Regions from separate parts of the Homo sapiens genome. Here all the other regions are linked to region 3. The links are chromatin contacts, found by Hi-C or POLR2A ChIA-PET in ENCODE. All regions are on one chromosome and are shown on one strand. The core of a region is the stretch at or near the end of the contact, and the rest is flanking DNA. Distances in the headings are between cores, read along the strand shown. Region 1 holds the start of LINC02608 (long intergenic non-protein coding RNA 2608). Region 2 has its middle 97 kb from the start of INTS7. Region 3 holds the start of TRAF3IP3 (TRAF3 interacting protein 3). Region 4 holds the start of CD55 (CD55 molecule (Cromer blood group)).

Region 1 (3,378 bases), core at 361-2,860, 2.5 Mb after region 3:
AATCACGAGGTCAGGAGTTCGAGACAAGCCTGGGCAACATGGTGAAACCCCGTCGCTACTAAAAATACAAAAAATTAGCCGGGCGTGGTGGCAGGTGCCTGTAATCCCAGCTACTCGGGAGGCTGAGGCAGGAGAATCGCTTGAACCCGGGAGGCGGAGCATGCAGTGAGCCGAGATTGTGCCACCATTGCACTCCAGCCTGGGTGACAGAGCAAGACTCCGTCTCAAAAAAGAAAAAAAAAAGTGGATTATTTCAAGATGTTGGAACAGCAAAGACTAAGTGTTGAGGATGCATAACTTCTTTTAGGGGATCAGTATGTGGAATGATGTGCCTGAACTAAAAAGAGTTTTTGTGGGCACATGTAGGAATTTACACTTGGAAAGACAGGAGTCAGATCGCAGAGAGTCTTGAATTTGGACTCTATTCTGCAGGTATTGGGTGGTTCCTCAAACACGCAGGTAAGATAAAAGTGATCTTAAAAGATTGATGTGGCAGTGAGTTTGAAAGCCGTGAACTACGTTTGGCGGTCTTTGTACACATTGGGAGAAACGCCAATTGTGAAAGTAGATTTAACATGATCTGGAGCTTGACTATGTGAGAAAGCGAAAAGTGTCAGAAACGCTGCTGAGGTTTGAACCTCCTTGACTGGGAGGATTATGTACAATTTCACCGCCCAGCAAATCTGAAGGAGGAAATGTTTTGAGGATAGTATGTTTGGTTCTAGGTCTAGAATTCAACTTCCTGCCAAATTTGGAATCTTCTGTACATATGCATCAGGTGGCTTCGTTTAAATATACGACAATTACTTTTATTATGTTGAAAGGAAAAGGTCTGGAGCTCGAGGGAGGGGATTACAGATTTGGGTCCATTGGCGCAAAGGGAGGCTGACTGTTCAGATTAATAATTATTAACGGCCACCGTATGGAAAGCACTGCACGAAAAACTAAGATGACCAGTCCTCGTCCTTAAGAAATTCAAAATCTAGACGGAATCTCCAAGAAAGAGATTCCGGTAAGAGTACATGGCAAGCCTCCATATCCACACACCACTGACCAATGAATTTGTACTCTTCTCGTTGGAGTAGTTGAGGGCCTTTGGCTCAAGGAGGGGTGAAAATTAGCAGGATACTAAATTGGGAATGAGAAATCTCTTTTTAGAGGGCGTGGACTTGCAGAACTCTTTGAAGCAGCAGATGCTAGACTGCCCAAACCCCACGCGAGAGTAGCTCTCTGGAGTTGCGGAGTCCGAACCTCCCAAGAGCTACAAATTTATTCCGCAACTACCAATTTTGCGGTTTGGGGCCAGTAAGGCGCCAAGACCCGCCCAGGTGTCCAGACCTCGCAACGATTGGACGAGCTCACCTTCTCGCCTTCCCCGGGCCCCTCGCCCGTCAATCACACTGCTTGCTCGCCACCTGACCTCTGCTGCGCCCCCTTTCAGTGGTGTAACACCTGGCGCTCTTTCGCGCCCCAGCCCTCCGGCGCCCCACCAATCGCTTCAGTTCTTCATTGGCCAGCAGAGAGGTGAGGGAAGGGAAGGGGCGCTCTATTTTGCTCTCTGAACGCACCCTCTCAAGTTTCCCAGTCTTCTCGTAGACGGTCAGGAGAGCAATGACAGCCTGGAGCAGTCGCGCGTGAGCGCAAAAATGCCCGCTGGTGGAGGAGCGCTTCCCCTCCCTCCCAAGCGATTTGCCGCATTTGTTCTGACGCAGGGGCACCCCGCTCGCCGTCTTCACTTACGATTGGCTGTGGCCGAAGCCCGTCACACAGCCCGCCCCACTCCTCTGCCTCAAGAGGCCGCACCTCACGCCGTCGCTGCCGCTTAGCCGTGTGATTGGCTAAGAGGGCTGGCATGCTTTCCCGCCCCCTCCCCCGCCGCCGCACCAAGAGGCGGGCGGGACCCCGCGGAAGTTGTCAGTCAAACTCCTCCTTCCCACCCCTTGCGAGGCCCCTCCCCGGGCCGCGCGCCCTGGCGCGCGCACACGCGCACACACTCCCCAGTCGCCTGTACCAACCACCTTCTCAAGTTGTAGCGGTCGCTCGCCTGGGGTTCTCCGTGGGCGGCCGACGGGCGCGTGGGGGAGGGGGTTCGGGCCGCCCAGCGCGGCAAGGAGCGAGTGTGTGCACGCAGAGGGCCGGGGCTACGGGGCAGCGCCCCGGGCGATGAGGGGCCGGCGTTGACCGGGAAGAGCGGGCACCGCGGCAGTGGCTCCGAGGGGACCCGCGATGGCAGCGCCCTGAGAGGAGGCTCCAGGCAGGGCGGGCTGCGCTGGCAGCGGCCGCTGAGGTGCTGGCCGGCCGGCTGGCTGGCGACGGGGGCAGAAGCGACGAGAGGCGCGCTCGGCACCCGCACCCCCGTGCCCCCGCCTCAGTTGTCTAAACTTCGGGCTCTCTTCCACCCGCTCTGCGCGCCCAGAGTCAACAACTTCTTCACCCCCCTCCGCCCCCGCCCTTCCCTCCGTCAGCCCCGGGAGCTCGCCGCGCGCCGGGGACCAGGAACCTCCAGCGCTGAGATGTGGCCGTGAGGCGTTGGCGGGCGGCGAGGAGAAGCTCGGCGGCGTCCCGGGGCCGGAGGGCCGTGGGGCCGGGGCGCAGGGGCGCGAGCACCCCGCGCCTCTCCCCCGCCTCCTCCTGCCGTCTCCGCCGCTGCCCGTGCCTTGCAAGCAGCAGCCGGAGCTGCCAAGCGTCAGGGCCGCGGAGATGTCGTCGTCGTCGCCGCCGGCGGGGGCTGCCAGCGCCGCCATCTCGGCCTCGGAGAAAGTGGACGGCTTCACCCGGAAATCGGTCCGCAAGGCGCAGAGGCAGAAGCGCTCCCAGGGCTCGTCGCAGTTTCGCAGCCAGGGCAGCCAGGCAGAGCTGCACCCGCTGCCCCAGCTCAAAGGTAACCTCCGAGGGCGCAGCCCCAGCAGCGAGCGCAGGGGCTGGCAACGCTTGCCTCTGCGCCAGCAGAGCCATTTCCTGCTGGGTTTCTCCTGCTCAGTTGGGACTGGTAGTGTGTGAGCCGAGTTCCCCACAATGCCTTGGCGTCACCTCACGCCCTCCTCCTTATTCAAACAGGTTTTCTGTGAAGTCTTGGCTGTTTCCTTCTAATTCCCACCTGAACTCTTTCCATCCTAGGGGAGGCCAACACCCTTCCCCACCTGCGCGCTTGCTTAACCTGCACTTCCTATCTTGCGTCCCGTGAAGTAGAGTCCTTCACTCCTCTTCCAGGTTTGCCCTTTCCCGGTCTTGCTTTAACAACCGCACGAACCTTCCCCGACCTTCACTTTCCCGAGTGTCAGCTCCTCTGTTCGGCCACTTTTAGCTAGTCCTTTACTTTTACAGTTATAAAGCCGTCTGCACCCACCTTCTTCTCAACTTCACTTCCCATTGATTGCC
Region 2 (3,645 bases), core at 1,086-3,585, 2.2 Mb after region 3:
TAAGCCTGTGTTTACAGATCCTTCCATAAAGACAAAATCTGGATATCATATTATTATGGTTGAAGGAAGAAAATAAAATCAAATTAAGCCAACTCACCAGACTTTAGACTTCTCACTACATCTCATCATACTGTTATTGTCTATGTGACTGGTAAAGGCTAAGTCCAAGGCATTGTGCAAAGAACAGGGTTTGATTGAGCAACATAGTATTTTTTTTTTTTGAGACGGAGTCTCGCTCTGTCGCCCAGGCTGGAGTGCAGTGGCGCAATCTCGGCTCACTACAAGCTCCGCCACCTGGGTTCACACCATTCTCCTGCCTCAGCCTCCCAAGTAGCTGGGACTACAGGTGCCTGCCACCACGCCTGGCTAATTTTTTGTATTTTTAGTAGAGACGGGGTTTCACTGTGTTAGCCAGGATGGTCTCGATCTCCTGACCTTGTGATCTGCCCGCCTCGGCCTCCCAAAGTGCAGGGATTACAGGCGTGAGCCACCGTGCCCGGCCTCAACATAGTATTTAATACTAGAAGCAAAGCAAACGCATGAACCTAAATACCCTCCTTGTCATCTATACACTCTTTCGTGTGGAACTTTTAGTGAGTCAAAGAATTCCAATGTAGGCCCCCTTATCTAGAAATCCACTTAAGGGTCATCTAGGTCTTAAGGTAACAGTTCTCATTTTTTCATTTTTCATTCCCTGCACTTTCCAACTCCATAGGCAGTAGCCACATGAAGCCATTTAACTGAAGGAGGCCGGGCATGGTGGCTCATGCCTGTAATCCTAGCACTTTGGGAGGCCGATGGGGGTGGATCACTGGAGGTCAGGAGTTCAAGACCAGCCTGACCAACATGATGAAACTCCACCTTTACTAAAAATACAAAATTAGCCGGGTGTGGTGGCACATGCCTGTAATCCCAGATACTTGGGAGGCTGAGGCAGGAGAATCACTTGAACCTGGGAGGCGGAGGTTGCAGTGAGCTGAGATCGCACCATTGCACTCCACCCCAGGCAACAAGAGCAAAACTCCATCTCTAAATAAATAAATAAATAAATAAATAAATAAATAAATAAAATAATTAAATTTAACTGAATTAAAAGTAAATTAATTCAGTTCCTCAATCACACTAGCCATATTTTAAGTACTCAATAGCTACATGTGGCCAGTGGCTGTAGCGGTTAGTGCAAATTTAGAACGCCTCCATCATTACAGAAAGTTCTGTTGGTCAGTGGTGCCTATACTCTACATACCAAGTGCCAGGTCATCTTATTCTCAATATTCTGTTGGCAGGTATTGGCACAGAAAGATCAAGTGACTTATCTAAGGATTAATGATGAGTCTTATAAATAGAATTTAAACTGACTTCTCTGGGACCCTAGTCTGAGGATCTTGTCTAATTGGTTTGTTCTTCTCTGAACAGTATCTTAACATGAGAAATGGCATATTCCCCAGTTGCAAATTGCCTGCTATCTTGGTTGGTTTGCGCTAGAAAGGTTATGTCTGAAGGTCTTAGTTTAAGCTGGAATACATTAATTTCTGAATAGTCAACATTCTATTGCTATCATCACTGAAGGCAATCAGCAGAATGTATTTACATATATTTCCTTGTATGTCTGCCTTTACATATTTTAATTAAATGATTTATAGCATAGTAGACAGAAATTCTATTTTGTTTAGATCATTATTACTCAATGTACCCAAATTGCATTAGGAAAGATAGCTTAAATGTGTTTAATAGCAGAGACAAGGTAATAAAATGCTCAGTGAGAACTGATCTAACACTTTGGAAAAAAAAATACTAAGGAGGATAATGACAGTAGTAGTAATAATAAAAGCAAATGCTTATATATCTGTTTTACTATATGCCAAGCATGTTCTAAGTAAATTCTATACTAACTCACTTAATTCTCATACCTACCCCATGAAACACTAATATGTTTCTCTATTAGGAATAAGGAAATTGAGGCATAGAGAGACTAAGTAGCTTGTCCAAGGTCATAAAGTTAAGATTGGAACCTCGGCAGTATGGCCCCAAAGGCTGGTGCTCTCAGTCACTGGACTACACAGCAGTCCCCCTTATCAGTAGGAGATACGTTCCAAGATCCCCAGTGGATGCCTATGACTGAGGATAGTACCAAACCCTATATACACTACATTTTTTCCTATACATACACACCTATGCCAAAGTTTAATTTATAAAATAGGCACAGTAAAGAGATTAAGTGATTATAAAATAGAACAATTGTAACAATATACTGTAATAAAAATTATGTGAATGTGGTCTATCTTCACCTCTGGGAACTGAAACTGAAAAGCAAAGTGAAAGTGAAAAGCAAAAACTGCAGATAAGGAAACACTACTGCACTGCAAAGTGACGAAGCACTGAGAAAAACTAGTCCTGTCTTCCTAGCTTTAACCAGCAAGTGCCCTTCATATTTCTAAATTTAGGGAACATGCCCACTTCACAATTAGTATGCATCTTTCTTTTCTGCATCTCATTTTTCTTTTCATTCATTAGTGTAGTGTTGAAGTTATAAACAGCTTCCCCCACCACAAATAACCATTTAACAGTTGATGCCAAAAATTCAGTAGATATTTTACTAAACAAAATCAGAGTTCCAATCCTGGATCTAATGGACATACTAAAATAAGTCTTTCTTGCTTCAGAGTTATGTTCAGTTCAGTTATACTCTGAACTTCTTGGACTTGCTTTTATTTTAATAATTCCTGGCCAGGCACGGTGGCTCACACCTGTAATCCTAGCACTTTGGGAGGCCAAGACGGGCGATCACCAGAGTTTGGGACCATCCTGGCCAACATGGTGAAACCCATCTCTACTAAAAAATATAAAAACTAACCAGGCGTGGTGGCACATGCCTGTAATCCCAGCTACTCGGGAGACTGAGGCAGGAGAATCACCGGAGCCTGGGAGGTAGAGGTTGCAGTGAGCTGAGATTGCACCACTGCACTCCAGCCTGGGCAACAGAGCGAGACTCTGTCTCAAAAAAAAAAAAAAAAAATTCCTTTCTGAGTTTGTGCCAGGAGCCCATAATACACCAAGTTAAAAAGTTCATAAACATAGCTATCAAAACCTATCTTTTAAGAACATAACATTTGGGAAGTTCTCAAAGGGAATTGATGGCTTACAAGATTTGCTTCTTTTTTGGAGAAATCTACCTTGAATGGCACCAGAAGCTTGAAATCCACATTGTAAACTTTAACCCTGAAAATAGCCACTTAATTACAAATAAAAAAGATCTCCAATTTAAGAAATGTTTTTGTTTGTTTTTAGTCTTTCAGTCACTTGATAATACAACTCTAGGCTGGAATCCAGAAAACCAGTCTAATTCAGTCACTTGACAGACAAAAAAAAAAACCCCTAAGATGTAGAGGTAAAGTGACTTGCTTGGTCACACAGCTAATTCACCAGAACCAAGAGTGAAACCCAGGCTTTCTGATTCAGCTGTTTCCACACCTGGTAAAAGAACAAGGGGTTCTGCACTGCTCTGGCAATTTTTCCTAAGCACGTGTTCCCAGGTGCTGAGATGACTGTGTAGGTTGTGTGAACCTCATACAACTGGGCTGCATCTGAAGAGATGTCATTCAACCGTGGACACTGTAGATCTGTACACATTTTATGAGAATGTTC
Region 3 (3,359 bases), core at 378-2,877:
CACTCTTCTATGCCAATAAAAATTCTCTGGCCAGGCGTGGTGGCTCATGCCTGTGATCGCAGCACTTTGGGAGGCCGAGGCAGGTGGATCACCTGAGGTCAGTAGTTTGAGTCCAGCCTGACTAACATGGTTGAAACCCCATTTCTACTAAATACAAAAAATTATCCAGGCATGGTGGCGTATGCCTGTAATCCCAGCTACTCAGGAGGCTGAGGCAGGAGAATTGCTTGAACCTGGGAGGCGGAGGTTGCAGTGAACCGAGATCGCGCAATTGCACTCCAGCTTAGGCAACAAGAGTGAAACTCCGTCTCACTCTGTCGCCCAGGCTAGAGTGCAGTGGCACATTCTTGGCTCACTGCAACCTCTGCCTCCCAGGTTCAAGCGATTCTTGTGCCTCAGCCTCCCAAGTAGCTGGGTTTACAGGCACATGCCATGACATCCGGCTAATTTTTTATATTTTTGGTAGAGATGGGGTTTCACCATGTTGGCCAGGCTAGTCTTGAACTCTTGACCTCAAGTGATCCACCCACCTGGACCTCCCAAAGTGCTGGGATTACAGGTGTGAGCCACTGTGCCCGGCCAAAATTCTCTTTTTCTGACATCTTGGGCTCCCCAAGCCCTCTGTCCTCTACTCATTCCCATCTCTATGTGTCAAGCTCCAGACACAGGGCCTTGAGCTGTTGTCTCTCATCCTGAGTAAATGCCACTTGTCTTCAGTCCTAGTGCTTGAGAATCCATCCTCTGCTTTTCCCTGCCGATTCCTTGTCCTTTTTCTCCTCAAAGAACAGAGAAAGAAGCAGAAGCAGAGAAAATGGTGACAAACTCTCCACATGTTAATAAATGTTATCACAGCTATTTTTAAGTCTCATTACCTGCCTCACATGTGTCAAACCTTAGAATTCCAAAGAGCCACATACATCACCCAACTACCACAGTGAGTAGCATCCAGACAAGGTGAATTTTACAAGGTTACAAAGCTGCTCAGTTAACTTGTCCCAATCCAGTTTCCTCTCCACTATTTTAGCCTGAACTTCTTGGGAATTTCCTGGCTGCATCATTTGTGATGGCTTCATCTTAATGCATGCAAATCAGTTCCCTTTAGTTTTTCCCTAAATTTCCTAGTCCGGTTGACCAGATAAAAAAATGTGTAGAAGACTCTGCCTTCTATTCCTTCCTTCATCCCCCAGCTACCCACCTTTACACTCCCTCCTCATTGCTCCAGAAAGGAGCAAATCCAGAGTTGGTCTCATTCCAGAATCTGAGAAAGACACCACCTACTTCAGAAGAGCAGAAACTCTTTACAACACCAGGATTGGGAAGAGGTGGCTAAAGAAAAAGGAAAATCCTTACACAAAGAACTACCTGATACACATGAAAGCCTACACTGAGAACATCTCATCTAGGTCTTACCACCAAAAAGGCATTTTTTTCCCTCTCATAGAAACCACAAAGGTCTGAATCTGACCCAGAGGACTATCCTTTTCTAATCATGGAAAGGAATCTTGACTTGAAACTGTCCAAGAGCTCCGACCAATCCAGTAGCAAGAGAAAGGGTGGCCGGGGTGCCTACTGATGGGAGGAGCTCCTGAGCCCAGCCCTGGAGGCCTCAGAGTTCAGGGGCCCACTTAGATGATACCAGAGAGCAAGAGAGAGGAACTGGGGTTTGCGAACCTTGTGGCTTTGTCTGTTTCCTGTTTCAGCAAGGCTGCTGTGCAAAAAGAAAGACGGTACCAAGAAGGGACGTGTTAATGGGGCCCAGACCTATGGATTGAAAGCGTGTGCTTTACCCATCTGCTGTCTTGCTCCATCTGAGACCAGAGCCAAGATCTGCCCAGGACTGGAATGCTTTCCCGAGTGGCTTGAGTTGGAGCCTGGGACTAGGAGGTAACTGAGAAGGAGGATGCTTTTGTGTCCAGGTTTGGGAACTCCAACTTCGGGGTAGGGCAGAAGATGCTCTACCATCCCAGCTCCCCTGGGTGGAGAGTGGGTGGCATAGTTTAAGGGTGTCAGGGGTTTGGGTAACCAAGAAAGTATCCTGTATTGGTTTCCTGTGGCGCTAGCCATGGCACAGGGTACAGCTTGCACCACTCCTCTGTTCCAGTAGATTAGATTACATTAGATTAGGAGTGAGTCAAACGACTTAGAGTTCAGGCTACCCAGTGATATGGGCATGAATTAAATGACCTTTTACAGTTTTCTTCAAAGCAGGGATCCCTGAACACAAGACTGCCTTCCCAGCAGCTTAAGCGCAGGCCCCTCTCCCCTCAGTTCACACTGAGAGCTCTGGGCCAGGAAGGCCAACCCATGCAGGAAGCCATTCATTGTCTCCATTACAAACATGGCCAGGAAGTAAAAGCGAGACTCAGAAAGGCATGTCAAGCCACAGTCAGGTGAGGAGCCATGCCCTGTTCTCTCTCTGCAGCCTGAGAGACCAGGCTGAGCCTTCCCAGCCAGTAAACCTTCTTCCTCCAAGCTCTAAGTGAGCCCAGTCATGCTGCCAGGGGGGAACCTGAGAGATGCCAGAAAGCCTGGGCAGTGGCCAAGTGATCTTTCTTTGAACCCTACAGGGACCAGTTCCCTTTTCTTTAGCAGCCTACCCCTGTCAGCCGTCCCACATACCTTCTTGTTTTCAAGCAAGTCAGTAGGGTCCAGATATCCCAGAAACCTGGGTAGGGTTCTATGCAGCATGCTGCACCAAATCCTAGCAGGTGTGGTAGCCAAGGCATCTGGGAACACTCCCCTCTCTAAGGAGCCATTTCCACTGCAGCTCCTTTCTTGGGTAAGAAGGCTCCATGTCTGCCCCAAGGAAGCAGAGAGCAGAGCAGCTGTGTGTTTCAGTGGACTAAGGTTGGTGGCCTGGGTGGAGAGCCCAGAGAGACCTCATCTCAGGCACTGTCTTCTCCCCCACAGCCCTTTCCTCTTCGCGGCAAGAAGGTAGGAGGATTCTCAATGTTCTGCCTCCACTACAAAACCTGTGGGGAAGCTGAGCCAAACAGGGAGGGGACCTCACACCTTATGTGTGACACAGGCAGACCCCATCTCTTCCTTACCTTTCGGCTTGGTGTAATTGGGATGGCAATTATGTCCAGACCACAGAGAAGCCTTTCTCCTTATAGCCCAAACCCAGAGGTCAGAAGTAAATGTGACTTCAGCCTGGGGCCAGCATCCCCTCAATCTGGTAAACAATATACTCTGTCAAAGAGAGAGAGGGTTGAGAGGATGAGAGAAGGCATTCTTGGTCCTAGAAGTGCTAGTTTAGCTTGGAGCCTTTGTCTTACAGCACCAAGTCTTCAATATCCAACATCGGCATAACAAGGATAATATTCGCAATTACTTTTGCACCAACCTAATAGGAATAC
Region 4 (3,189 bases), core at 353-2,852, 2.4 Mb before region 3:
TCTGTTTTCGACAGGGGTGGTCCTAAGCTGGATAGATCTTTACTCTGACCAGTACCATATAGGTCTGTGGTTCTCAAACCTGGCTGCACAGTGTGGCACTTTAAGTAATCCTGATACCCAGTCCCATCCCCAAAGATGCTGATTTAATTTGTCTAAGGTGCAGTTTGGGCCTCTGGATTGGAACCAACCCATATACCCATCAATGATAGACTGGATAAAGAAAATGTGGCACATATACACCATAGAATACTACACAGCCATAAAAAAGGATGAGTTCATGTCCTATGCAGGGACATGGATGAAGCTGGAAACCATCAACCTCAGCAAACTAACATAAGACCAGAAAACCAAACACTGCATGTTCTTACTCATAAGTGGGAGTTGAACAATGAGAATACACAGACACAGGGAGGGGAACATCACACACGGGGGCCTGTTGGAGGGTGGGGGTTAGGGGAGGGATAGCATTAGGAGAAATACCTAATGTAGATGTTGGGTTGATGGGTGCAGCAAACCACCATGGCACGTGTATACCTATGTAACAAACCTGCATGTTCTGCACATGTATTCCAGAACTTAAAGAATATATATTTATATATGTATAAATATATATGAATATATAAATATAAATATATATATAAGCTCCCCACGTGATTCTAATGTGTGGCCAGTCTTGCAAACCTCAGGCTATTTATTCTAAAGGGTTTGTAACAAGCCTTCCTCTTAAAATCCACCCCACCACCATTCAGCGTTTTGGGGTCTGTTTGTTTTTATTGTTATCCCACCCCACACCGCCCCGAGGCGCGCGCGCGCGCGCGCACACACACACACACACACACACACACACATACACACACGCACACTGGTGAATTTCTCTCTACAGTCAGTCTGGAGTAATCCCAAAGTGGTGTCTTTCGTAAATAAGGAGAACCCGGGTGAAGAAAATGACTCCCACCCGAACAAGGCATGAACAATGTTCACTCCCTACTGTGTTATTCAACCTGTTTCCCCAGGTCTCTGTTTTCACATTAGAGAGTGTTCTAGGAGATGACGCCCTTCCTCCTTAGTTATTTCCCCACCCTCGTGCTGGCCTTTGACAGACCTCCCAGTAGAGGGCCCAAGACGCGGGTAGAGCACCGCGTCTCAGCGCCTGAGTCTCAGCCCCCGAACTCCACCGCACCTGCAGGTCCCCTTGGCAGCACTCAAGCGCGGGGATGCTCCGCTTAGACGAACTCACGTGCGGGCAGCAAGGCCTGCGATACTTGAGCACCCCTCCCCCTCTCCCGTTTACACCCCGTTTGTGTTTACGTAGCGAGGAGATATTTAGGTTTCTAGAAGGCAGGTCATCGCAGGCCCCACCCAGCAGTGGAGAGAGTGAGTCCCAGAGGGTGTTGCCAGCGAGCTCCTCCTCCTTCCCCTCCCCACTCTCCCCGAGTCTAGGGCCCCCGGGGCGTATGACGCCGGAGCCCTCTGACCGCACCTCTGACCACAACAAACCCCTACTCCACCCGTCTTGTTTGTCCCACCCTTGGTGACGCAGAGCCCCAGCCCAGACCCCGCCCAAAGCACTCATTTAACTGGTATTGCGGAGCCACGAGGCTTCTGCTTACTGCAACTCGCTCCGGCCGCTGGGCGTAGCTGCGACTCGGCGGAGTCCCGGCGGCGCGTCCTTGTTCTAACCCGGCGCGCCATGACCGTCGCGCGGCCGAGCGTGCCCGCGGCGCTGCCCCTCCTCGGGGAGCTGCCCCGGCTGCTGCTGCTGGTGCTGTTGTGCCTGCCGGCCGTGTGGGGTGAGTAGGGGCCCGGCGGCCGGGGAAGCCCCTGGGCTGGGTGGGAGGTCCAAGTCGGTCTCTGAGACACGCACAGGGGCCGGCGACTTGGCAGGTGGGGAGCTTGGCCCGCGGTCGTGGTTCCCGCCGTCCTGTGCCTTTAAGGCTCTCGCCGCTCACCAGCATTTGGGGCTCCTGCTGTGTCGGCCCCCAGCTGACTTGGCTTTAGGGGTCGGCGTGGAGGGTTAAAGAGGCCCCGGCTGGGTTTGCGGAGCAGCCAAGCCTGGCAAAATCGAAAGGGAGGGCTCAAAGAGACTGTATCCTTAACCCCCAAAAAGCTGGTCTAAAAGGATGGGAGGCCAGACCGCTGACCGTTCCCCACTCTCGACAGAGTCCAGCCGTGTGGAGCACACGATGCTGCAAACTTGCATGTCATCTCTTTCAGGTGTGGCATTTCAAGGGGGCTTGTGTCTTGAAAACAGCAACTGTGAGGACACTTGATAGTCATTTCCTTCAGTTCTGCTTTTGTCTCCCTAGGTGACTGTGGCCTTCCCCCAGATGTACCTAATGCCCAGCCAGCTTTGGAAGGCCGTACAAGTTTTCCCGAGGATACTGTAATAACGTACAAATGTGAAGAAAGCTTTGTGAAAATTCCTGGCGAGAAGGACTCAGTGATCTGCCTTAAGGGCAGTCAATGGTCAGATATTGAAGAGTTCTGCAATCGTAAGTTCTTCATCTTTTTAGAAAAGTTCTGGGAATGGAATGTATCTTAAATTTATTTTTATATACCTTTGGAGTGACTAGTAATTGATAGTTCTCTAGCGTTACTAAACCCCAGGGTATACCCTGTTGGCACGTCACACTCCAGCTAATTGAAGACATTTACCACCCTGAGTAGGTCCTGCTGCTTCATTAAGAGTTTTTCTTCCTAACACTGTACCTCTTGAACGAACTAGTAGAGAAAATAAACAATAGGTATTGTTTAGGGAGTAAACATATAAAATATATTTGGCAATTGCCTTGAGACACATAGCGTAAATGATATGTTTTCTTAAGTATTTTATAAAGTAGGACTTACCAAATACAACTCTGTGGTGGCATTTTTAAAAGCTCTCAATATTTACTTCAAAATCTGTTATACTTGTACATATTTATAGGGTACATGTGATATTCTGGCACATGCATACAGTGTGTCATGATCAATCAGGGTAATTGGATAGCCAGTACCTCAAACACTTGGTGTTTGTGTGGAGAATATTCCAAATCTTCTCTTCTTGCTACTTTGAAAAAATATATGTATATATATAAATTGGGATATATATATAGGGAGAGAGATATATATAATTGGGATATATATATATAAGGAGATATATAATTGGGATATATATAAGGAGATATATATAGGGAGAGATATATATAT

The links. Hi-C counts contacts between places; a loop is a spot of excess contacts on that map. ChIA-PET counts read pairs that join two places held with the same protein, here RNA polymerase II (POLR2A). Pooled maps may share reads with other maps.
Region 1: a map of CD8-positive, alpha-beta T cell shows a loop between it and region 3 (8-fold over the local background). The contact joins the promoter of LINC02608 here to the promoter of TRAF3IP3 in region 3. A Hi-C loop is called at or near these places in 3 of 168 maps with a recorded cell type or tissue (CD8-positive, alpha-beta T cell and naive thymus-derived CD4-positive, alpha-beta T cell), 1 of 37 single-sample maps with no recorded cell type and 8 of 50 pooled maps. POLR2A ChIA-PET finds 5 or more read pairs at or near these places in 1 of 52 experiments (activated CD4-positive, alpha-beta T cell).
Region 2: a loop to region 3 is called in a pooled map, with 6 times the contacts of the local background. The contact joins the enhancer-like site here to the promoter of TRAF3IP3 in region 3. A Hi-C loop is called at or near these places in 2 of 37 single-sample maps with no recorded cell type and 5 of 50 pooled maps.
Region 4: a pooled map shows a loop between it and region 3 (4-fold over the local background). The contact joins the promoter of CD55 here to the promoter of TRAF3IP3 in region 3. A Hi-C loop is called at or near these places in 2 of 37 single-sample maps with no recorded cell type and 7 of 50 pooled maps.

What each region holds. Positions count from the first base shown.
Region 1 is chr1:212,283,411-212,286,788 of GRCh38, forward strand. It overlaps LINC02608 (long intergenic non-protein coding RNA 2608), which reads right to left and starts at 1,611. Exons shown (of 4, transcript NR_125984.1): 1 at 1,569-1,611. PPP2R5A (protein phosphatase 2 regulatory subunit B'alpha) reads left to right here and starts at 2,000. Exons shown (of 13, transcript NM_006243.4): 1 at 2,000-2,881. The coding sequence starts at 2,701. RefSeq lists an enhancer at 1,513-1,592 and a silencer at 1,763-2,732.
Region 2 is chr1:211,936,561-211,940,205 of GRCh38, forward strand. It overlaps the pseudogene LOC124904505. Among named protein-coding and RNA genes, the nearest start is that of INTS7, 97 kb to the right of the region's middle. RefSeq lists an enhancer at 2,345-2,424. Within about 2 kb of position 2,336, at least 5 of the 41 ENCODE cell types and tissues checked have a DNase peak (open chromatin) inside an H3K27ac peak, as active enhancers do.
Region 3 is chr1:209,754,426-209,757,784 of GRCh38, forward strand. TRAF3IP3 (TRAF3 interacting protein 3) reads left to right here and starts at 1,628. Exons shown (of 17, transcript NM_025228.4): 1 at 1,628-1,884. RefSeq lists enhancers at 1,351-1,510, 1,791-2,200.
Region 4 is chr1:207,320,076-207,323,264 of GRCh38, forward strand. It overlaps CD55 (CD55 molecule (Cromer blood group)), which reads left to right and starts at 1,603. Exons shown (of 10, transcript NM_000574.5): 1 at 1,603-1,790; 2 at 2,307-2,492. The coding sequence starts at 1,691. LOC107985251 (a long non-coding RNA gene) reads right to left here and starts at 2,054. Exons shown (of 3, transcript XR_007066838.1): 1 at 1,611-2,054. RefSeq lists an enhancer at 1,029-1,238 and a silencer at 1,799-1,878.